Regions from separate parts of the Homo sapiens genome. Here region 2 is linked to region 1. The links are chromatin loops, found by intact Hi-C in ENCODE. Cell type or tissue: endothelial cell of umbilical vein. All regions are shown on one strand. Each heading gives the region's core, and the rest is flanking DNA. Links, peaks and the distances in the headings are about the cores only. Region 1 overlaps MLIP (muscular LMNA interacting protein). Region 2 overlaps TINAG (tubulointerstitial nephritis antigen).

Region 1 (12,001 bases), core at 3,916-6,415:
AGGTATTTCTCCTAATGCTATCCCTCTCCTAGCCCCCCACCCCCCAACAGGCCCCAGTGTGTGATGTTCCCCTCTCTGTGTCCATGTGTTTTCATTGTTCAACTCCCACTTATGAGTGAGAACATGCAGAGTTTGTTTTTCTGTTCCTGTGTTAGTTTGCTGAGAATGATGGTTTCCAGCTTCATCCATGTCCCTGCAGAAGACATGAACTCATCCCTTTTTATGACTGTATAGTATTCCATGGTGTATATGTGCCACATTTTCTTTATCCAGTCTATCATTGATGGGCATTTGGGTTGGTTCCAAGTCTTTGCTATTGTGAATAGTGCTGCAATAAACATATGTGTGCATGTGTCTTTATAGTAGAATGATTTATAATTCTTTGGGTATATACCCAGTAATGGGATTGCTGGATCAAATGGTATTTCTGGATCAAATGGTATTTCTGGTTCTAGATTCTTGAGGAATAGCCTTACTGTCTTCCACAATTGTTGAACTAATTTACACTCCCACCAACAGTGTAAAAGATTTCTTCTCTCTCCAGATCTTCTCCAGCCTCTGTTGTTTCCTGACTTTTTAATGATCACCATTCTAACTGGCATGAGATCGTATCTCATTGTGATTTTGATTTGCATTTCTGTAATGCCCAGTGATGATGAGCTTTTCTTCATATGTTTGTTGGCTGCATAAATGTCTTCTTTTGAGAAGTTTCTGTTCATATCCTTTGCCCACTTTTTGATGGGGTTGTTTGTTTTTTTCTTGTAGATTTATTTAAGTTCCTTGTAGATTCTGGATATTAGCCCTTTGACAGAAGGATAGATTGCAAAAATTCTTTTATCCTTAAAAGTGAGATAGCCCAGCAGGTTAAGAGGATGATGCCTCTAGTTCCTTTGTCTGAGGTTATTTCTTGACCCAACCCTTTTTAGATGGTGATATTGGGCAAGTCATTTAGCCTCTGAATGCCTCCGTTTACTCATTTTTAAAATGAGAATAATAATAGTACCTACCTTATTAGAGTATTATGAAAATAAAATTTACGAATATGCGTAAAAGTGCCTGAAGATAATGAAAAACATATAAAAGTTAGATCTTATTATCACTAAGCTTTCTGGGATTGTCATTCTTACTGCTCTCCAAAATCGTCCATTCTTCTCCATTGGATTCCTCCCCTTTGTATGCAGAAGCCTAAAAAACAAAATAAAACAATACAAAAGGAGCACTTGATCCTTTTCCTTGATGATGCTGCAAATCTATCAGTTTCAAAATTTTCTTTCTCTCAAAGTGGTCAATAGCCACTATCTCCATCCCCTTTCTGCAAACTCACTCTTCAGCCCGTTCTTGAAAGCATTCTGACTTTCACCTCTACCACTCTACTGAAATTGCTCTGTCAAGGGTAAACTGGTTGTCAGCAAATTCAGCTGAATTTCCTGACACAGTTGATCATTTCCTCTTGCATTTCTCTCCTCACTCTGCTCTTGGGATAATATGCACATTCTAACTTTCCGACTGCTCCTTCTTTGCTTTCTTTGTGGACACTTCTTGCTCCTCTACCTCTTCTTTCTAATTGCCTCACTTCAGCTATTTACCCACTCACAGGCCTTAGTGATTATCTTAGTACTGATAAGTCTCAAATCTACACTTCCCATTCTGCTTCTCCACTGAGATTCAGTTTCGTATCTTTAGCTGCTTGCTTATCATTTCCCCTAGGATGTCATGTTGTCACCTCAAACTCATCATTCATTTTGTCTCAAACTAGTTCTGCACTGGCTTTTCTACTTCTGTGATGAAAATCACAATTCTCAGTCCCCAAACTCAAAACTTGATTCATCTGTTATGCTTTATGCTTTTTCTGCTTTGTCCTTATATTGAGTCATTCACCAAGTTGAATGCGTTCTTATATTTTCTCACACTAGTCTTTATTATTATTCTTTTACTTTACTTAAACTGATTTTCTTATTTTCCTCTAGGCACACCTTGGAAATTCCTTACTGTTCTACTTGTTCATGCATTTTCCCATATAAAATACTCTTCTATGTTCTCCTTGCTTACACAAACCATTCTTGTACTTTAAGTCCAAGTTAAATTATCCCTCCTCTTTTGTGACATTTCTCCATGCATCAGTACTCAAAATGATTTGTTTTCTCCTTTCAATTTCTATACTCTTTTCCTGTGCCAAGGCATCTCATGCATATTATAGGTCATCTTGTATTTATTTGTTGTGCTTGTCTTGGTGTTTATCTAGGGTGTGACATAATATGCTATTTCCCACTGTATAGGCAAGGTAGTAAAGATCTATTAATGATGAACAATTTCTACAACTACCTAACTTTTTCACTAGGAGCCCCAGATGCTTGAATTATTATGATTATTTCTATTTCAAGTAAAGACTAAATCTGAGTCAACTTATGGATTTACCAGTTTGTTTAGAATAATGTCACTCAGTTGAGGATATTTCTTTTATTGAAGGCTATATCCAGTTTCCACAGATCTGATGGAGTGTGTTGGGAACATAGGTAGGGTGGGGTTGTGGAGGCAGGGGGCATCTGACCTTCTCTTGTGGTGTTCTCATTCCTTTCTGTTATATAACCATGAGCCATATAATACATGGTTACATCCTTTTTTCTTCACTAGCATGGCATGTCCTTATCAACTGTAGGTCAGTTACTTTTGTGCCCCTACAGCTTACATGGGAGAACATTATTACCTGCTTGCTGGGAGCAAGGTGAACTTTGTGAAGCTATCTCAGAACCATTCTCTTGGATGCCCTACATATCTTTCTCTGTTCTGTTCATGTCCCCTTTGCCATAGGGAACTCCAAAACCATCCGTATTTGTGAGTTCATCTACTCACTAAAATTTATTTGTAACCCCAAATCAGCACTCATTGTGTTTGCTCTTCTAGTCATTTGTGGACATTCACAGAACAGGGAGAAATTCGAATCCTCTATGTTCCCAGCTCAGGTTGAACAAGGCAATGCCCTGCTTTCTTGCTGTCATGCTGTAAACAATTGTCCTTTTTAAAAGCCAGGTGCGGTGGCTCACGCCTGTAATCCCAGCACTTTGGGAGGCCAAGGCGGCTGGATCACCTGAGGTCAGGAGTTGGAGACCAGCCTGGCCAACATGGTGAAACCACGTCTCTACTAAAAATACAAAAGATTAGCCAGGTGTGGTGTGGCACACCTGTAATCCCAGCTACTCAAGAGGCTGAGGCAGGAGAATTGCTTGAACCCCGGAGGCGGAGGTTGCAGTGAGCCGAGATCACTCCATTATACTCCAGCCTGGGCAATAAGAGCGAAACTCAGTCTAAAAGAAAAAAAAAAATTGTCCTTTTTGCATTCTCTCTGGTATCATGTTTTTGTTTGCATCTCTGTGTGTTTTGTTGGTAATTTTGCTGTTTAAAATGGCCCCTAAGCATAGTGTTGAAGGGCTTTCTAATGTTCCTATGCTCAAGAAGGCTATGATGTGTCTTAAAAGAGAAAATAAGTATGTTAGGTAAGCTACTCTTATGCTTGAGTTATAGTGCTGTTGGCCATGAGTTTGGTGCTAATGAATTAATAATATATTAAATATGTGTCTTTAAACAGTAAACAACCATAAAACAGGTTATTTATTGATTGGTTGATGAAAATGTAACCAGAGACTTGCAATAACCTAATCCAGGTTTTCCCCAGGAGAAATGGTTTAGTATTCACGAATTCCATGCTCATGGAGGCTTTAAGGACATAACTGCTGTGAATAATCAATAATGAGGGTGATTGTACCTTTGTTTGGTTTTCTCTGAGAAGACCGTCACTTATGAGTAGTTATTTTGGGAGGTGGTTCCAGGAAATGCCTGTTAGGGGAGTGGGGACTGAGACAAGGAGGAGAGGCATCTGGTAAAGGGTGTGTGAGCAAGCAGATGACCACTGTGGGGAACTGGAGCTTCATATGGCTGGGGAACTCTGGGAGCTGCTGTAGGGACACACAGCTCAGAGCCCTGCTTTCTGAGGGGTGGAGGAGGGAAATTCTGGCAGTCATTAGTTGAGGAGAGGGGGTGGGGCAGCATCAATCCCCAGAAAGAGCCCTGAGGCAAAGAAAAGTAGAAACAGGTAGTTTGAAGTTCAGAGGATGGTTGCTGCTTAAACGTTAAGGACTGAGAAGGTATATGTGGCTCAATGACTTATATTGTATGTATCTGTACAAACATATATACATATATATTCATGAAATTTTATGTTTATGATCTAATTTTGAAGTCCAGGCTCCTGCAGATCAAAACTTTGGCTGTTAAAACTTAAGGTGGCTCATGCCTGTAATCCCAACACTTTGAGAAGCCAAGGTGGGAGGATTGCTTAAGCCCAGGAGCCAGAGACCAGCCTGGACGACATAGGGAGACTGTCTCTAAAAAAAAAAAAAAAAAAAAAATTAGCTGGGCATGGTTTCGTGCACCTGTGGTCCCAGCTACTCAGGAGGCTGAGGTGGGAGGATTGTTTGAGCCCAGGAAGTCAAGGCTGCACTGAACCGTGATTGTGTCACTGCATTCTCGGCTGTGCAACAAAGTGAGACCCTGTCACAAAAGCAAACAAAAACAAAATAAAAGTCTTCAGGATATTTTCTTTATTTTTGATATATTATGCTTTGGACTATGTATATTGCTGAAACAAGAAAGGGTACAGAAGAAAGATGTGTCTGTGTGTGTGGGTTAATATTTTAAAATTGTATCTAATCTACTATAGTCATTTTGTCCATTTTTCCCCCATTTTACAATGCATTTAAATTATTTTTTTATCTTTGAAGGTAGCAAAGTACCATGTACAACACACCTGTTTATGTCTAGATTAAGGCCTACTGGAGTCCATTTTCTATTTTTAAAAATTCAGCTCATTTAGAAAAATAATATTCTTCCTAGGCACCATAAGTATGTGGCACATGTGTCTCAGCTTACTTACCTGGCCCTAAGGTGAGAAAACTAACACACACATAAAGTATCTAAGCTTATCACTGTCCATAACTTTTCTTCTTTCCTCCATTCACCCCTTCTCATTTCTTCTATCTTCTACTCTCATAATTTCCAAGGTAAACCTCTCTTTTTAAGTCACCCTAAAATTCCAATTCTTCTGGCCTACTTTCAGTATTCCCACTTAATTACTCAGTTTTATGCACTTTGTTCTCTTCTTATTCCAACTACATTTTCTCCCTTTTATTTAGCATAACTACAAGCCATGTAGACAGGAAGTTATCACTTATTGTTTTCTCCCTTGAGTCTCTACTCTGCCAAGTTTGCACCAGCAAACAAACGAGAAACACATGGCCAGTCTGTGAATAGAAACTAGAGGAGTGAGGACTAAGCCTTCACAGTCAGGATGACTTTTCTGATCTGTTGGCAGAAGCAAGGCTGAGATTTCCTAAGCAAGAAGGCTCTATTTACAGTGAAAACTTGAGAGGTTTTACAAGCAAAAATAGGATCTTTATAGGCAGAGAGACAGCTTTAAAGCCCCAGGAGAAAATTCACAGCCATCCTTGAGGATATTTTTTCTTTCATTTAAAAAAAAATTATTTCATGCCAAGTTTGTGACAGTGGAGCCATTTTATTTCACTTTTAGTTTTCTAAAAATGCATGATCTTTGTGTGTTGTTTGTAACCATACACTATTTTATTTCAAGTCTGCTTCTGTCTCATGAAAGAGGTAAATAAGTATGGCAGATTTCTTCACATGTACTATGGATTCTCCCCTTTCTTCCACTGCTGTTAAATCCTATTGTAAGTTTTTATGCAAGGGCTAGTTCTAGATTTCTCTAGCCTTTCCATTTGCATATTTCAGTATTTATATCTGGAGTAGTCTCTTAAAAAATCTCTACCACTATAGCTTTCACTTCATAGCCAGAGCAGACTATTCATCTCCTACCTCTCCATTCGTCTTGCCCAGAACCCCTCATAGCCTGAACACTCTCACTCGCAGACCCCAGGCTGTTGTCATTGCTCAAGGTCAGGGCATGACCTTTAAGATCTCTCACATAGACAGGAAAATGTATACTCCTATGTAGATGATCATGTGTTCTGATCAGTCTGGGCCATTTAAACATATATATATAATATATATATATATAATATATATATACACACACACATACACATATATGAATAGAAACATTATATATGTATACAATGTTTTGTTCTATTTTTTGAAGAATTTTATTTTTTAAATAGTTTTGAGGCTGGGTGTGGTGGCTCATGCCTGTAATCCTAGCACTTTGGGAGGCTGAGGTATGCCGATCATTTGAGGTCAGGAGTTCAAGACCAGCCTGACCAACATCCAACGTGGTGAAACCCCATCTCTACTAAAAATACAAAAAAAAAAAAAATTAGCTGGGCATGGTGACACATGCCTGTAGTCCCAGCTACTAGGGAGGCTGAGGCAGGAGAATCACTTGAACCCAGGAGGTGGAGGTTGCAGTGAGGCAGGATTGCACTACTGCACTCCAGTCTGGGTGACAGAGCAAGATTCTGTCTAAAAATAAAAAATAAAAAATAAAATAAAATAAAATAAAGTGTTTTGAAAATAAATATTTATGTCTACCACTATAATAAACCCTTCCAGTCAATAAATATTTTTAAAATTATATGATTTCAATATTTTTAGTGCCCCTCTGTTTATCAGAAGTATCCTGTTTAATCAGTAAGCATAAAGTCACTCTACTTATAGTGAAATGCAAGTTAAAATTCGTCTGCAGAGTCTATTTGTAATGAGGCATCAGTTGCTGTATTTATTTTGCAGAATCAATGAATTGTTGTATGCCTATACTTGAAAAAGTAATTCAAACTCTTGCTTTAACTTTCTTACCTGTGAAGTGACAAACAACAACAACAACGAAATAGAATCACTATTATAGAATTGTTACCAGGATCAAGTGATATATGAAAGTAAAACTGTCACATTCCAACTTCAGTATTCAGCTTTATACATTTTTTAGCATCTAGCTACTATAATAGAATTTTGGTGCTGGAGTGAAGAAACAATCCATCAGTATAACTCCTAGGCCATTACTCTCATCTTAAATACCTTTTTACTTTTATTACGGCCTATTTTTCTATTGCTTTCTGATTTATTCACATATGTATTTCCTTTAATTCCCATTTGTCACTCTTCTTTCCTTTCTGCCCCCAGAGAAATATTCTAAACTATGTGATGTGTATGTTTGTGCATTTTCTTTCAAAAGTTGCAGTGTTATTTTGTGTGCATATGACATAATTTACGTAAATGTTATTGTGCCACACATTTCACTCTCTTCCTGCGGGTTTCTGTCTCTTCAGCTGTAATAGTAGGACATTTAGTTCGGTTTCAAAACCCTAACTTTAGGACTCAGATTGGGCTGTTTGCTTCAGAATTATCTGGGGAGCTTTAGAAAAGTGCAGATTCCTGGCCGGGCACCGTGGCTCACGCCTGTAATCCCAGCACTTTGGGAGGCTGAGGCAGGCGGATCACGAGGTCTGGAGTTCCAGACCATCCTGGCCAACATGGTGAAACCCCATCTCTACTAAAAATAGAAAAAATGAGCTGGGCGTGGTGGCACGCACCTGTAGTCCCAGCTACTCGAGAGGCTGAGGCGGGAGAATCGCTTGAACCCAGGAGGTGGAGGTTGCAGTGAGCCCAAATCGCGCCACTGCACTCCAGCCTGGCGACAGAGTGAGACTCCGTCTCAAAAAATAAAAAAAAATCAAAAGAAAAAAGCAGATTCCTAAGCCTACTTACAACTTAAAAAATTTAGAAATCCCAAGAACCGGGCGACCTCAAAGTTTTTACCTCATAGAAAACACTATGCTTCCCCTGTAATAACAGACGTTTCTTTTTTTTTGCCTTTTAAATTCTCTAATGATTCAGCAAGAAAATGAACTTTCTTATGAAAAACTTTAAAAGAAAAATTATATTGGCATGTTTATAAGTACTAGATTATAATTATTTTTTCCTCATATAACTCCTAGTAAGTAAAAGGAAACACAACTGTTAAATTAAATATATATGGAGAGAGTGTATGTATATATACTATAATATAGTATATACTGTAACCTATCTAGTATATTAGCTTAGGATTTTTTTATTAGAATAAGTTATGAAATATTGGGTTTAGCTGTTAATCAAAATTGTCCCCATGTGCTTGTAATGTTTACAATTGGGCCTGAGTGTTTACACATTCAGTATTCATAGACTTACTGAATCAGAAGGTGTATAACTTTTTCTGGTATGCTACTTCAGCTATTAAAAGTCCTTTCTCATTGAAAAAATACCATAGCCACCAACATGTACTTTCTTATGATTTCCTTTTTTAAAAAATTAAAGTGCCCTTTTCATAAAGATATTTTAAATTATAGCAATTATTTATATTAGAACTATGTTTTTGCTAAAAAAGATGAAGCATTTACTTATAATACATTTTACCTTTATGATATGTCAACACAATATTTACTGATCTTTTTTCTTAGCCTTTTTTCTAAGCAGCTGCTCTTGAGATTGTAGATTAAGAATAAAGAAGGAATATAACTTGTCTGAAATGAAAAAGGGGGATGAGAGTGAGCAAATAGATGTATTTTCAGTTCAATTATTTGCGTTATTTCTGTCTTCTCTATGTAAAGAATCACTCCACTTATAATAAGGCAAGGGAGAATCATCTATTAGAATAGTGAGGGAGCCTACCTAGCAAAATGTATTCTGAATGAGAAATACACATATAGGAAATAGGAGAAATGAAAAACAATAGCAATAGAGAGCTAACTCCTTTTGTTTCCCCATCATAGAGGATTAGGGGTTGGCATACCTAGTCTGGAACCTCTGGTGAGTTTTCATGGCGGTCTGATGTTGTGTGAATGACATAGGAGGACAGAGAAAGGAAAGAAACTTTCATGTCCAGAGTGGGTAGGTGGGAGAGGCCCCTTCACAAGCTGGCTTTAGCCTGCTTCTTAGGCCATGAGCATTCTTTTCTTAAACTCCTTGGATATTTCACCCTGTAAACATTGAAGGTTGACTTTCCTTGTTCATTTCTTCTTCTACTTATTTATTTTCAAATTTAGTACGTGTGTAACGTTTATATTGGTAACGTTATTGAGAGCATGTAAATTGGTATTATCATTGCATTGCTACTCAGAGAATTGACCTTGTAAATCTGCAGAAATCCAATAAAAACTAAAATATTAATATTATAGTCATATATTCAAGCATGGGTTGATTTTTTTTGGTAGCTCCTCTGAAATATTTTTTGCCAGAGGTTTCTTCTGATATTTTAACAAAGATCAATCAACAAGAGTTAATAGAGATTATGACTTATCTGGAGAAAGGAAAATCAGAAGTAATTCTAACCTTCCCCTACTGCTTCAAAGGCTGAGAGGGCTTTGAAATAACAATTTATTTTTCTAATATATGCTGTAAATATTTAAATCTAAAGATGTGAAAAATCTTTTATGAGTATATGTTAAGAATAAAGGAACAGCTCTTTGAGATAAGCAGTCTACAATTGTACATAGCTTCAAAATTAGAAAAATGAACATTAAGTGATTTGGTTCAAGGTTACCAAAACCTTGACTAATTTCTTACTAAAAACAAAAAGCATAGACTTTGCAACCTTTTTGTTCCAACATAAAGTCTAGGAACTCAGGAGTCTGGAAGTTGACAAAACACATTTATTCATTTCCTAAAGATGTATTGAATATCTGTTAGGTGCAAAGCACTGTGTTTGTGCTGGCCATGCACTGGAAAGCCAGCAGACAGAGACATGGGGGCCTTTTCCAAGTCCTTATTTTCTACATAGGGAAAACAGAAATTAAAGAAGAAAAAAATTCAATACTTAGTGATAACTGTCACAACTGCCATGCAAAAGACATTTGGGCAGGTATGAGTATATATACCAGAGGTCCTGATCCAGTCTGATGAATCAGGAAAGACTTAATGAGAAAATGGTGTTGAATCTGAGGCCTGAAAAGAAGTGAAGGCTGGGAGTGGACTGGGCATTCCAGCTAGAGGGGGCAGCAAGCATAGACATACAGAAAAGGAACAGAGCAAACTTGAGAAAACGAAAGCAGGCCAGAGCATTGAAGAAGCAACTGGAATCAGAAACTATAATGTGAAGTTAGCATCAATTAAGATTACTAGATAGCTTCCACCTTCCTGAACATAATGAGTTATCTGAACTGGGGGGAAAAAGCAGGGAGTGAGTTGAGAAGTCACTGAAATTTTATAAGGAACATATTTAGAAAAAGTAGACAACATTCCACTTACTTCACATGCAGCATTTTATTTAGATTTTAAAACAATCATAAAGTAGGGTTTATTTTTTCTTTTACATATGAAGAAACTGAGGCTCAGAAAGTATATATAATTTGTACAAAATTTTGCAGAACAGCTTAAAAGCTGATGCTTGATTAATTTTCTTTGAGATATCTCCCTAACGTCTATCAATAAAGTGGCATTACCACTTTCACCATCACCACCACCCGGGAATCACGCACAGGCTTCCGTTTGGTCAAACCCAGCACCATATATGTAAATCAGGTCTAGAACTAATTGCTGAGGCCATCTGACTTCCTTCAGTCTACAGATAAGAAAACTGAAGCCCAAAGATGCAAAGTGACATACCCAAGGCCATGGCATGAGTTACTGGCAGAGCCTGGGCTTATGAATTCCACAATACTTTTCACATTTCATCTCCAGGCACCAACATTCTTTTGGCAGAACTTTCCACTTTGCAAAGGTTAGTGGCTAACAGAACCACTAAACATCTAGTACTCTGACAAAATTGTACTGAGGTAGCCACATTTATTGAAAAAAGTCATCTTGAATTTTGGAGGCAAAAACATCCCTCAAACCTCTTCATTAATAATGTTTATGTTCTAACTTTATGTATGATTAGAAATCCGTGTGAATAAACCAGGTAATTTATTTTCAATCATCATAGAAATAAACAGCTTTACTCTCAATTCTAAAACTTTTCTGACAAGTTTTTAAAGATAATGGAGATTAGATAGCTATCGAGATGATTAAAATATAAAATATTTGAGATTGTTGGAATTGGAAAAAAGACTTTATCAAATATAAAATGGGTTTTTAAAAATGTTTTAAGATTTTTCAGGAAGTCAAAACATGTACACTATTTGACGATGCCAAATTGTTTTCAAAACGAATGAATGTGTTTAATTCATTCACAAAGAAGCTTCTGTTCAAAATGACTAAATGCAAATTAATTTGACTTTTAACATTAAAAAATGAATGTCAATGAGCAGATATTTTAAGAGAAGTGGTTTTGCAAAATGAATTATCAATCATTTTTAGCTAGGTTCTCCACTAGAGGGCAAAAAGAGCATTTCAACAGAATACATGCCTTAATGACAGGCTGGAATTTGAAACTGGGCATGCTTCTGTTTATCTAATTACCAGTCTTAAAGTGTACTTAATTAATCATAAAACAGTTGGCTTTTAAATTTTTTCCAGGAAACTGAGAACAATCAATTTCTTTTTCTTATTTCTCTTTTTGGCTTAATCTTAGTAGCAAGAACACCTGCCCCAAGCTCATGTGTTGTCTGCCATTGGACATATAGTATCTAGCTGGAATTTTTCATTGTAACATTTTTAAATAAAATCATTCAAGAAATTAGGAATTTGGTAATTGGAAAGAGATGTATGGCTGCAGGTAGGCAGGATAACAGTTTTATACTTTGAGAAACATGATTTTTAAAGCTCTTGTAAAATAACATGCTGGCCTTTGGAATTTACTGACTATGCTTGTATTTTATGGACAGAGAGAAAATAAACTGCCATCCATTTGCACCTTGTTCTGATGGAGACACTAAGGGATAATGAACTCTCTATTTCACCACACACATCAGCCACCTGTCCCTTCTCCTTCGTGTGATATGTTAAATCAGGTTCCTTAAAAGCAGATCCTGAGACAGCGGTTCAGATATTGGTGATTTATTGAGGGAGGGTTCTTCAGAAAAGCTTCCTGTAAAGAAGGGAGTGAATTCAAATTGAGAGGGGCAAA
Region 2 (12,001 bases), core at 5,340-7,839, 97 kb after region 1:
AGACAAACTAACTTTCATAAGTGAAAGAGAAATAAAATCCTTTACAGACAAGCAAATGCCCAGGGATTTAGTCACCACCAGGCTTGCCTTACAAGAGCTCCTAAAGAAAGCACTAAATATAGAAAGGAAAAACTGGTACCAGCCACTGCAAAAACATATCAAAATTTAAAGACATTGACACTATGAAGAAACTGCATCAACTAAGGGGAAAAATAACAGCTAGCATAATAATGTCAAGATCAAATTCACACACAACAATATTAACTTTAAATGTAAATGGGCTAAATTCCCCCAATTAAAAGACACAGACTGGCAAATTGGATAAAGAGTCAAGACCCATCATTGTGCTGTATTCAGGAGACCCATCTCACATGCAAAGATACACATAGGCTCAAAATAAAGTGATGGAGGAATATTTACCAAGTAAATGGAAAGAAAAAAAAGCAGGGGTTGCAATCCTGATCTCTAATAAAGCAGAATTTAAACAAAGAAAGATCAAAAAAGACCAAGAAGGGCATTACATAATGGTAAGGGGATCAAGGCAACAAGAAGAACTAACTATCATGAATATGTATGCACCCAATACAGGAGCACCCAGATTCATAAAGCAAGTTCTTAAAGACCTACCGAGACTTAGACTGTCAAATAATAATAGTTGAAGATTTTAACACCCCACTGTCAATATTAGACAAACCAACAAGACAAAAAATTAACAAGGAGATTCAGGACTTGAACTCAGTTGTGGACCGGGCGGACTTAATAGACATCTACAGAACTCTCCACCCCAAATCAACAGAATATACAATCTTCTCAGCACCACATAACATTTATTCTAAAATTGAACACATAACTGGAAGTAAAACACTCCTCAGCATTTGCAAAAGAATGGAAATCATAACAAACAGTCTATCAGATTAGAACTCAGGAATAAGAAACTCACTCCAAACTGCACAACTACATGGAAACTGAACAACCGATTCCTGAATGACTACTGGGTAAATAACAAAATTAAGTCAGAAATAAATAAGTTCTTTGAAACAAATGAGAACAAAGACACAACGTACCAGAATCTCTGGGACACAGCTAAAACAGTGTTTAGAGGGAAATTTATAGCATGTAATGTCCACTGGATAAAATGAGAAAGATCTAAAACAGACACCCTAATATCACAGTTAAAAGAACTAGAGAAGCAAGAGCAAACAAATTCAAAAGCTAGCAGAAGACGAGAAATAACTAAGATCAGAGCAGAAATGAAGGAGATAGAGACATGAAAAACCCTTCAAAACATCAATGAATGCAGGAGCTGGTTTTTTGAAAAGATTAACAAAACAGATAGACCGCTAGCCAGATTAATAAAGAAGAAAAGAGAGAAGAACCAAATAGACACAATAAAAAATGGTAAAGGGGATAACATCACTGATACCACAGAAATACAAACTACCATCAGAGAATACTATAAACACCTCTATGCAAATAAACTAGAAAATCTAGAAGAAATGGATGAATTCCTGGGCACATACACCCTCCCAGGACTAAACCAGGAAGAATTTGAATCCCTGCACAAAGACCAGTAACAAGTTCTGAAATTGAGGCAGTAGTTAATAGCCTACCAACCAAAAAAGTCTAGGACCAGACGAATTCATAGCCAAATTATTCCAGAGGTACAAAGAGGAGCTGGTACCATTTCTTCTGCAACTATTCTAAACAATAGAAAAAGAGTGACTCCTCCCTAACTCATTTTATGAGGCCAGCATCATCTTGATACCAAAACCTGGCAGAGACACGACAAAAAACAAAAATTTCAGGGCAATATCCCTGATGAACATCGATGTGAAAATTCTCAATAAAATACTGGCAAACTGAATCCAGCAGCACATTAAAAAGCTTATCCACCATGACGAAGTCGGCTTCATCCCTGGGATGCAAGGCTGCTTCAACATATCCAAATCTATAAATGTAATCCATCACATAAACAGAACCAATAACAAAAACCACATGATTATCTCAATAGATGCAGAAAAGACCTTCGATAAAACTCAACACCCCTTCATGCTAAAAACACTCAATAAACTAGGTATTGATGAAACATATTTCAAAATAGTAAGAATTATCTATGACAAACCCACAGCCAATATCATACTGAATGGGCAAAAGCTGGAAGCTTTTCCCTTCGAAAACTGGCCCAAGACAAGGATGCCCTCTCTCACCACTTTTATTCAACATAGTATTGGAAGTTCTGGCCAGGGCAATCAGGCAAGAGAACGAAATAAAGTGTATTCATAAAGGAAGAGAGGAAGTCAAATTGTCTCTGTTTGCAGATGACATGATTGCATATTTAGAAAACCGCATTGTTTCAGCCCCAAATCTCCTTAAGCTGATAAGCAACTTCAGCAAAGTCTTAGGATGTAAATCAATGTGAAAAAACCACAAGCATTCCTATACACCAATAATAGATAAACAGAGAGCCAAATCATGAGTGAACTCTCATTCACAATTTGCTACAAAGAGAATAAGATACCTCAGAATACAACCTACAAGGGATGTGAAGGATCTCTTCAAGGAGAACTACAAACCACTGCTCAAGAAAATAAGAGAAGACATAAACAAATGCAAAAACATTCCATGCTCATATGCTCATGGATAGGAAGAATCAACATTGTGAAAATGACCATACTGCCTAAAGTTATTTATAGATTCCATGCTATTCCCATCAAGCTACCATGGACTTTCTTCACAGAATTAGAAAATACTACTTTAAATTTTATATGGAATGAAAAGAGATCCCATATAGCCAAGACAATCCTAAGCCAAAAGAACAAAGATGGAGGCATCATGCTACCTGACTTCAAACTATACTACAAGGCTACTGTAACTAAAACAGCATGGTACTTGTACTAAAACATATATACAGACAAATGGAACAGAACAGAGGCCTCCGAAATAACACCACACATTTACAACCATCTGATCTTTGACAAACCTGACAAAAACAAACAATAGGGAAAGGATTCCCTATTTAATAAATGGTGCTGGGAAAACTGGCTAGCCATATGCAGAAAACTGAAACTGGACCCCTTACTTACACCTTATACAAAAATTAACTCAAGATGAATTAAAGACTTGAACATAAGACCTAAAACCATAAAAACCCTAGCAGAAAACCTAGGCAATACCATTCAGGACATAGGCACGGGCAAAGACTTCATGAATAAAACACCAAAAGCAATGGCAACAAAAGCCAAAATAGACAAATGGGATCTAATTAAACTAAGGAGCTTCTGCACAGCAAAAGAAACTATCATCAGAGTGAACAGGCAACCTACAGAATGGGAGAAAATTTTTGCAGTCTATCCATCTGACAAAGGACTAATATCCAGAATCTACTAGGAACTTAAACAAATTAACAAGAAAAACAAACAACCCCATCAAAAAGTGGGCAAAGGACATGAACAGACACTTCTCAAAAGAAGACATTTATGCAGCCAACAAACATATGAAGAAAAGCTCATCATCACTGGTCATCAGAGAAATGCAAATCAAAACCACAGTGAGATACCATCTCATGCCAGTTAGAATGGCAATCATTAAAAAGTCAGGAAACAACAGATGCTGGAGAGGATGTGGAGAAATAGGAATGCTTTTTTTACTGGTGATGGGAGTGTAAATTAGCTCAACCATTGTGGGAGGCAGTGGGGCAGTTCCTCAAAGATCTAGAACTAGAAATACCATTTGATTCAGCAATCTCATTACTGGGTATATACCTAAAGGTTTATAAATCATTCTACTATAAAGACACATGTACACATATGTTTATTGCAGCACCATTCACAATAGCAAAGACTTGGAACCAACCCAAATGCCCATCAATAATGGACTGGATAAAGAAAATGTGGCAAATATATACCATGGAATACTATGCAGCCATAAAAAGGATGAGTTTATATCTTTTGCAGGGACATGGATGAAGCTGGAAACCATCATTCTCAGCAAACTAAGACAGGAACAGAAAACCAAACACTGCATGTTCTCACTCATAAGTGGGAGTTGAACAATAAGGACATACGAGCACAGGGAGGGGAACATCATGCACTGGGGCCTGTCGGGGGATTGGGGGCTAGGGGAGGGATAGCGTTAGGAGAAATATCTAATGTAGATGATGGATTGATGGGTGCAGCAAACCACCATGGCACATGTATACCTTTGTAACAAACCTGCACGTTCTACACATGTATCCCAGAACTTGAAGTATAATAAAAAAAAAAAAAATAAAATAAAATAAAATTGATAATCCAGAAAAAGAATAATTGAGTGTTTATTTACATTGATAATGACTTCACAGAAATACAAATTTCGGATTACTGGTTATTCAGTGTGCCAGTACTTCAGCAAGTCATTGTTTCAATTTTTCTTTTTTACCTAAACACAGTTATTTTGTCCTGTCTATAGGAATATTCATTATCATATTAGAATAAAATAAATGTTAGTATCTTCAGACATATATGCCTTGATGATTAGTAAAGGTTGATCCTCAAAAATCCTCAAGATTTCTGTTAAAAGCATATCTTCAAATTTTGCCTGATGACCTGGCAAACTCCTTTGTAAAATTACCTCCAGTTTTCTAGCATTCTTATGCTTTGAACTATCATATTGGTTTTTCCCTTTCATTTTTAAGAGGTGTTATCATCTGCTACTAGGTATCTTGCACAAAGAAGTTTCTACCTCTCTTGTTATTACAAACCTGTTACTCACAAATCTGCCGTGTTACCACCCAATGTGTGGTGTTCTCCAGGCACATAGACTTTCCAGTTGAGATATTGATTGTATTCAAGGCCTGTTATGAATGCCCGGGGCAGAGTGGTGCTTCCAGGCTGCTGGAGTGTAGCCTCTCCACTCTCCAATGAAGACATCCAGTCTCAGCTGCCTAGAAGCTCTCAGCATCTTTAGCAGGCAAGATTATTGTTTCCTGTTGGATGAGTTGTAAATGCACAGGTTTCTCTTCAAATGTTTAATGTACTTTGCTTTTGAGTGATGTAATCACCTGAGTTATTGTTCCAATTCAAATTCCAGTAGCAGGGCCTTCTAAATTATAACTAGTATCAGAGAAGATAATAACAGATGTTTATGAAGTAGTTGTGTATTAAAGCACTTACAGTTTCGTACATGATCTCATTTAATTTTCCCAGCAGCATGATGTAGTGGATCCTATCATTACTCACATTTTAAAGACAGGCAAATTGAGGTTGAGAAGTTAAGTCAAGCCAAGATTGAGAGAGGTTAAAAGCCACCACAGAATTATTTATATTCATAGACAGGCCATCTAAAAAATTATTTCCCCTTAGTAGAGTTCCTGAATTGGCCAATGCTAATTGGAACTCTACTAAGTCTACTTACTCCAGTTAGTAGAATTCCAATATAGCGTTGGCCAATTCAGGTTCAAAGTAGTAAAAAGACTTTTAATCTCTCAACCAAAGCTAACTTTCTGAAATGTTCAGCTTTGATATACTTTAGGGTCTCCCCTACAATCATAAGATTTAAATCTTTATGGTTTTGAGTGACCTAACTGTATGATCAACAGAAAAAGAGTTTTTTTTTTCTGTTTTATTTCTCATTTTTGTTCTTACCCAGTGAGAAAAAATAGTGGGCAGCATTATTTAAGAAAAGAGGACAGACCTTTATAAGGTTTGCTCTTTCACTTGCTTTTATTGAGGGCCACGGTGGGCCACACACTCACTTATGTGTCTCTATATATTTCCTGAAAATTATTTCTAACATATCCTTTATAAACAAATTTCTGCAGCTTGGAATATTTTATGTTCTAGAGAAAATGATTTACATTTCTTTCCCAAGTTTCCACTCACCATAGCAAAGAAAAGGAAATTTAATTCAAAATCATTTACTGGCTCCTGGGGATTTGTTTGCATAAAAGTCACTCTGGTGATATTTAAATTAAAACTCTTAATGATGAGTTGGGAAGAATTTAAATTACCTAGTGCTTTGAATTATTGTAATAAGTTACAACACCTGGAATTGCCAAGTAATTCCAGGAAAGCAATAAGAAAAATTCAGCTGAACCAGTAAGAGTTCTATTACACTTACGATGTAAGTCAAGGAAATGCATCTTATTTCTAGGGCATGGTAGTTAGGACTAAATTTCTGAGTGTTAGAGAGGTTTTAATATGTGGTCAGGCAGAATAGAATCAGAAATAACAGCAAGTGTTTCTAGGAAGAACATGAAGTAAGAAAGAACTGAGTTGAACTGGAAGCTTTGGAAAGCTATAGCTACCAGTTAGTTTTATAGCTAGTTCTTAGTCTGTTGACTACATAGAAAAACCCAATATGTGATATCAAACTGCCTCCAACTACAGTGACAACGAATTTCTTTTTGTGGGAATTCTTCTCGATTAGTGGTGCACTCCCCTCACCGCCCTGCAAACACACTTTTCCCCAACTTTTAAAAAATCATTTTCAATGCATGATAGACTATACATACAGCCAGGGTGGGCAGTAGCCAACAGTGGTATGATTTCAAGCATGCTGAAAATTTCCATGCACCTCCTTCCATAAACATCTCCTTGGCCATATTGCTTGGGTAAGAGTTTAGATTCGGGAAATTATTTTCCCTGGATGGGAAAGATAAGCCATGAGTCATCCTGAATTCCTGGGGAAGCTCTTTCCTTCCCTGGCTGGTTTCCTGGCTTCATTCCTTTAGCTTAAGTCATTATTCCCGTAACATGTCTACTGGCTCCTTCACTTATTACCTCAGTCTCCTTCTGCACAAAATGACAATGGTGGTAGTATCTAGCTCATAGGGTTGCATAAGTCCCATGAAATACTTGATGAGAAATGCTTAGCACAGTACTTAGATTATAGTAAAGTTTAAATAAATGTTATTATGTAATATATAAAGGTGTTCTTTCTCCCTTGTATTGACCTTGGGAGAATAGCAGGGTTTTGAGGCAAGTTAATGTGGTAAGGACTAAGTTATTAAAACCTTCATTATTTGCAGCATTTTCTTTTATAAAGAAAGGTGTAGGCCTGGATTTATTGACTCTGATAGAGTTTATATATTTCTGGTGAACTGAGAGTTCTATGATGCTCTTATATCAAATCAAATCAACTTTGTACCTGATTGTTCTTCCAGACATAATGTTCAAGTGCTTGTGAATTTGGGAGATAGCACCAAGAAGCTTCACTGTGTTATATCTTATAAATATTAAAAATATTTTGAAAAAATACTATTTTCACATAGAAATGTGAAAATTAAGAGTTCATTTGTATGCTTGGCTCCATTAAAATTTGTTTCTTTAGCAATTTTGAAATTATTTTTATTTGTTTCCCAAGGAGACTAATTAGGTTACTAAAGCTATTACAGGTTAGTATTATGTCTAAGGTGGAACTATTTGGAAACAATTAAAATATTAAGAAGGCTAGTATGGCATTTAAAACCTGTTGGTGTACTATATTATTTAATATCAGATTGCGGTAAGTAAAATAATCTAAAATTGTTTGAGTCAATCTCATAGCTAACCAGAACAGCATCCTTTCTCGGTCATCCAATATATATTAAGGTATTGGCATTAACTAACAAAGAAAAAAATGTTATACTTTCTATAGTATGTTGGAAGTTAAAGTAAAATAATACTTTATTTATTTTATAATAAAAAATCTTTTAAAGCCAATGATTTTTGAGGTGAGAAATGGAAAATTTTTTTAATCATCTGGATACTTTATTATTCTCTAGATAACATGTAATAATATGAGGATTTTTTTTTCCTTTCAGAAATATATTTCAATGACAGCCAAGTACTGAGGCATAAGAAATATCTTTGAAAATCTTAAAGTAATTTTCCAAGTTTAGTTTCTACTGTTCATGGGATTTGAATTTTTTTTTTTTTTTTTTTTTTTTGAGACAGAGTCTTGCTCTGTTGCCCACACTGGAGTGCAGTGCTGCTATCTCTGCTTCCTGCAACCTCTGCCTCCTGAGTTCAACCAATTCTCCCTGCCTCAGCCTCCTGAGTAGCTGGGATTACAGGCATCTGCCACCAAGCCCGGCTAATCTTCGTATTTTTAGTAGAGACAGGGTTTTGCCATGTTGGCCAGGCTGGTCTCGAACTCCTGCCCTCAGGTGATCCGCCCGCTTCGGCCTCCCAAAATGCTGGGATTACAGGTGTGAGCCATTGTGCCAGGCTGGGATTTGAGATTTTTGATTTGACTAGGAATAACCCTGTCTGAACAAACATCTCCTACCTGATTGCAATACCATATGTCACCCTTATAAACAGAAGCCTCTGTGGAAACCAAAACGTTCAGTATAAAAGGGAAAAACACAGTTATATACTTTTTATAATATTGAGCAATAACGACCATTTTCTCCATAAAATTCGTGTTTAGCTCCCACACACATGAACATAAGGCAAATGGCATCAGGCTTCTGGAATACAGGAAGGGCTGATGGTGCGGTAGAAGAGGGGAAGAGAGGCAGGGCCAGATGTTACGGTGGAGACTGTGTTTGTATATGTTTCCTTCAGCTCATCTCAGAATTTTTTCATCCATGTAGGGAAAAGCCGAGGACAGAGTAGTATGATAGTCGTTCTTGCTGTCACTGAATTAAGAATTTTAAAATTCAAAGAGTGTCAAACTTGTGTTTCTTTCTTTTTACTACTTCTGTCTCTCTCAGAATGGAACCTCACACCCTTCGGTAAACTTAGAAAATATACGCCTGGCCTCACTCCTTATTCACCTACACTTTTAGCAGAATGAATGTCTTATCTCTCAAATCAATTTTCAGATTTCAATGTGGTATTTCTGCACTAGTCACAGTCTGATGTATAACACTGTGGTAAAATTGACTATGGCTTGAACAACACAGTGGAACCTAATTGATAACTGCAGGACAAATCTTCAAAAATAAATGTAAAAATTTATTATTTTCTTCTCTATGAAGAAGTATTTTAGGCTGTTAAAAAGTAGACTTCTAAAGTCATTTTGTGTGTTCATAGTACAGGCACCTATTCTCTGGCCTCTCCATGGCTGGGTCTGTCTTGACCTAAAGTATGTTCCATAAAACACTAGTTTGGCCGGGAGGTGTGGCTCACACCTGTAATCTCAGCACTTTGGGAGGCCGAGGTGGGCGGATCACAAGGTCAGGAGATCAAGACCATCCTAGCTAACACGGTGAAACCCCGTTTGTACTAAAAATACGAAGAAAAATTAGCCGGGTGTGGTGGCACGTGTCTGTAGTCCCAGCTACTCGGGAGGCTGAGGCAGGAGAATCATTTGAAACTGGGAGGCGGAGGTTGCAGTGAGCCTAGATCCCGCCACTGCACTCCCAGGCGACAGAGCAAGACTCTGTCTCAAAAAAAAAAAAAAAAAAAAAAAAGACTAGTTCATTGATCTGCTTCACAATAAAAATGATATGATGTAAATGAAATAAAATATTTTGCACTGGACCAAATCCTGAACATTTAACACCATGAACATTATTACCATGTTTTAGAGCTCACATACATTAGCAGTTTGTAAAAAACACTGCAGTGAAGACAAAAATCTAATTTTCAAAACCGGTGTTTCTCAGAACTATTTTATTACCTCCTTTTGTAATTACCTATTAAAATTCCTCAGAACTAGTGTTCTAAGGAACTCATTTAAGGAAATATCACAGTTCATCCATTTTCAGATGCATATTTTTTTCACCCATTAACACCTCTGAAATTGAGATGCTTTCTTACATTTGTTGATGCCTTGGGTTCAATGAAATATGACATTGCCCTAGCAACTTTAATGGCAATTGTGTGTGCTGTTTTAGTTATGATTAGGCTCAGCTGAAAGTGACAAAAATTTAAAATGACGGTTGCTTAAATAAGATAGAAACTGATTTCTCACCAGTAAATCTGGAAGTGGGTAGCCCTGTGCTGGAATTGTACTCTGTGGTGCTGGATACCCACACTTCATTCTTCTTGTCCTTCCATTGCCCAGCACCTTTATTTCCAAGGTCATATAATGGTTCAACAGGACTGCTCTATGTCTGTCTGCAATGCCTACATTTCTGCCAACAGAAAAATACGAAAGATCAAGACAAAGGAGTAAAAGTCAAGTGCCAGCTGTCTCTTAAGGAAAGATCTCAGAAGCTACTTTACATTCCACAGGGTACAACTTAGTGATAGCAGCCTGGGTAGGCGGGTTGAGGGGGGTGCATGGAGGGGCTGGGAAGTGGGCAATTACATTACATATTGATCTTTTTAAGAAGTCATTAAAAGATTACTCTATTATAAAAAACTAGAGACTTATCAAAGGATACCTCTTTTAAAGGTAAGGCACAAAGACAAATATTGTTGAAGATGAGAAATTCATTTAGCCATTAGCAACTAGAAAATTAGCCTTTTCATCCCCAGTATCAAATAGTTCCAAAATTTCTTGGTATTCATGGCCACTGACCTTAGATTGTAAAGGTCATAACAGAATTTCATTCTCTGTTGCTTCATTTGGTTCTCAGGTCACTATAAGCATCCAAGCTTAAATGGGTGGGGGGAAATACAACTGAAAATATAGGGCTGATGCACATAGAGGATATTGTGTGGATACAGACTCAATTGTAAGAATGTCTAGAATTTATTCTGAGGTTCCTGAGAAAATTGATCAATTTATCTCAAGCTATGCTATGATTACATTTCCACCACTCTTTTAGAGATTTTAATTTAATTAAATGCAAATGTTATACAATTCTCCAGTGTTTATTGTTGTATTTAATTCCCATATTTGCCAACAATATCTTTAATTTCTAATTTTTAAATGAAAATACTGAAACAGGGAGACTGTTCACATTGAACATCAAATTTGGCTAATACTGATTTGGAAATATGGTTAGATCCTGATTAAAATATTTTTCAACATTACAATGAAAAGAATTAAGCATATCTATATGAAATCCTGTAAGTCTTTCTTAAAAATGAATTTCTATCTACTCAAGCCAGTGTCATTTTGGAATTTCTGTCACTATCAGCTGATCTTCTTGATTCTTTTGTTTTATTAAGCAAAAAAAAAAAAAATTAAAAACAAATGTATCATTCATTAAAGCCAAACTTCTATTACCAATTCCTAACAGCCATTATTCTGTGATGCTTACCTTTATTTATAAACTCTAAACAATTTACTTTACAGAGGAATACAGTAATTGTGAAATAATGAAATATAAAATTTTCTGTGGTTTTATAATATCAGATTAGCTGATATCATGAGGCAGATAAAAAATATGTGCCTGCTGCTCCTCAAATCCTAGGAGCTCATTTTTAGTAAAAGCAGTAATAAATAAATGGTAAAAATCTTGAAAATCCAACAGATGATCTTCATAAATTGATCTGGCTTAGTGGATTGGTAAATAAGTTTTTAATAAAAGTGTCATTTTGCTTGTTGTTTCACTATTGCCTTGTCTTATTGAGACGGATTCACCATTTATATTTTTTCATTTTTAAAGAATAAATCATAAAAGCGACAAATGCATGCTAGTATTATGATTTAACTTAAAGTGCCTATGGAGGAAAACATACTTTTACTTGATAGATACGTATTTCATTATTATTATTAAATATTTATTGCATATCTCCCATATGCAAAGTACTCTGATAGGCTTTCAAATGTGGAGGTCAATTTCTAAATAACCCAACCCTGCTGAATTGTGTTTAAAGTAATAGTTATATGTTTATTTTTTCAGTAGAGTAGAAGGAACATATCCTAGCTTTGTCATTAAGTTGAAATTTTAAAGTGATAAAATAACAATTGACACTCCACTATTTTTCTGAAAACATGAGGCGACTTAGTATTATAAATGCCTAAAGGCACACTGACAAACCAATAATACAAAATTGAAGGGTATGAGTTTTAAGATATGTATATTTCTGCCTCAGCTAGGAAGGCACCTTTCAAAAGTGAGTCTGTATCTCTCAAATTATCTACCCAGAGCAATAAATGTATTCTGCCCCAACCCTAAGATTCTGCAATGCAGTCC

What was found. Hi-C counts contacts between places; a loop is a spot of excess contacts. Peaks named below come from ENCODE experiments on the same cell type or tissue, not always from the same donor. Only the 100,000 strongest peaks of a DNase experiment are listed, where the experiment ranks them.
Region 2: it touches region 1 in a loop (7-fold over the local background); 1 of 110 quality-filtered maps calls a loop at or near these places.

The regions. Positions count from the first base shown.
Region 1 is chr6:54,233,298-54,245,298 of GRCh38, forward strand. The region is part of intron 12 of MLIP (muscular LMNA interacting protein); the gene reads left to right. Among named protein-coding and RNA genes, the nearest start is that of TINAG, 69 kb to the right of the region's middle. In endothelial cell of umbilical vein, for the core only: no CTCF peak of the experiment used is centred there; a DNase peak (open chromatin) is centred at 5,284; H3K27ac peaks cover 198 bases.
Region 2 is chr6:54,329,365-54,341,365 of GRCh38, forward strand. All of the region lies in intron 4 of TINAG (tubulointerstitial nephritis antigen), which reads left to right. Among named protein-coding and RNA genes, the nearest start is that of TINAG, 27 kb to the left of the region's middle. In endothelial cell of umbilical vein, for the core only: no CTCF peak of the experiment used is centred there; a DNase peak (open chromatin) is centred at 6,647; H3K27ac peaks cover 2,500 bases.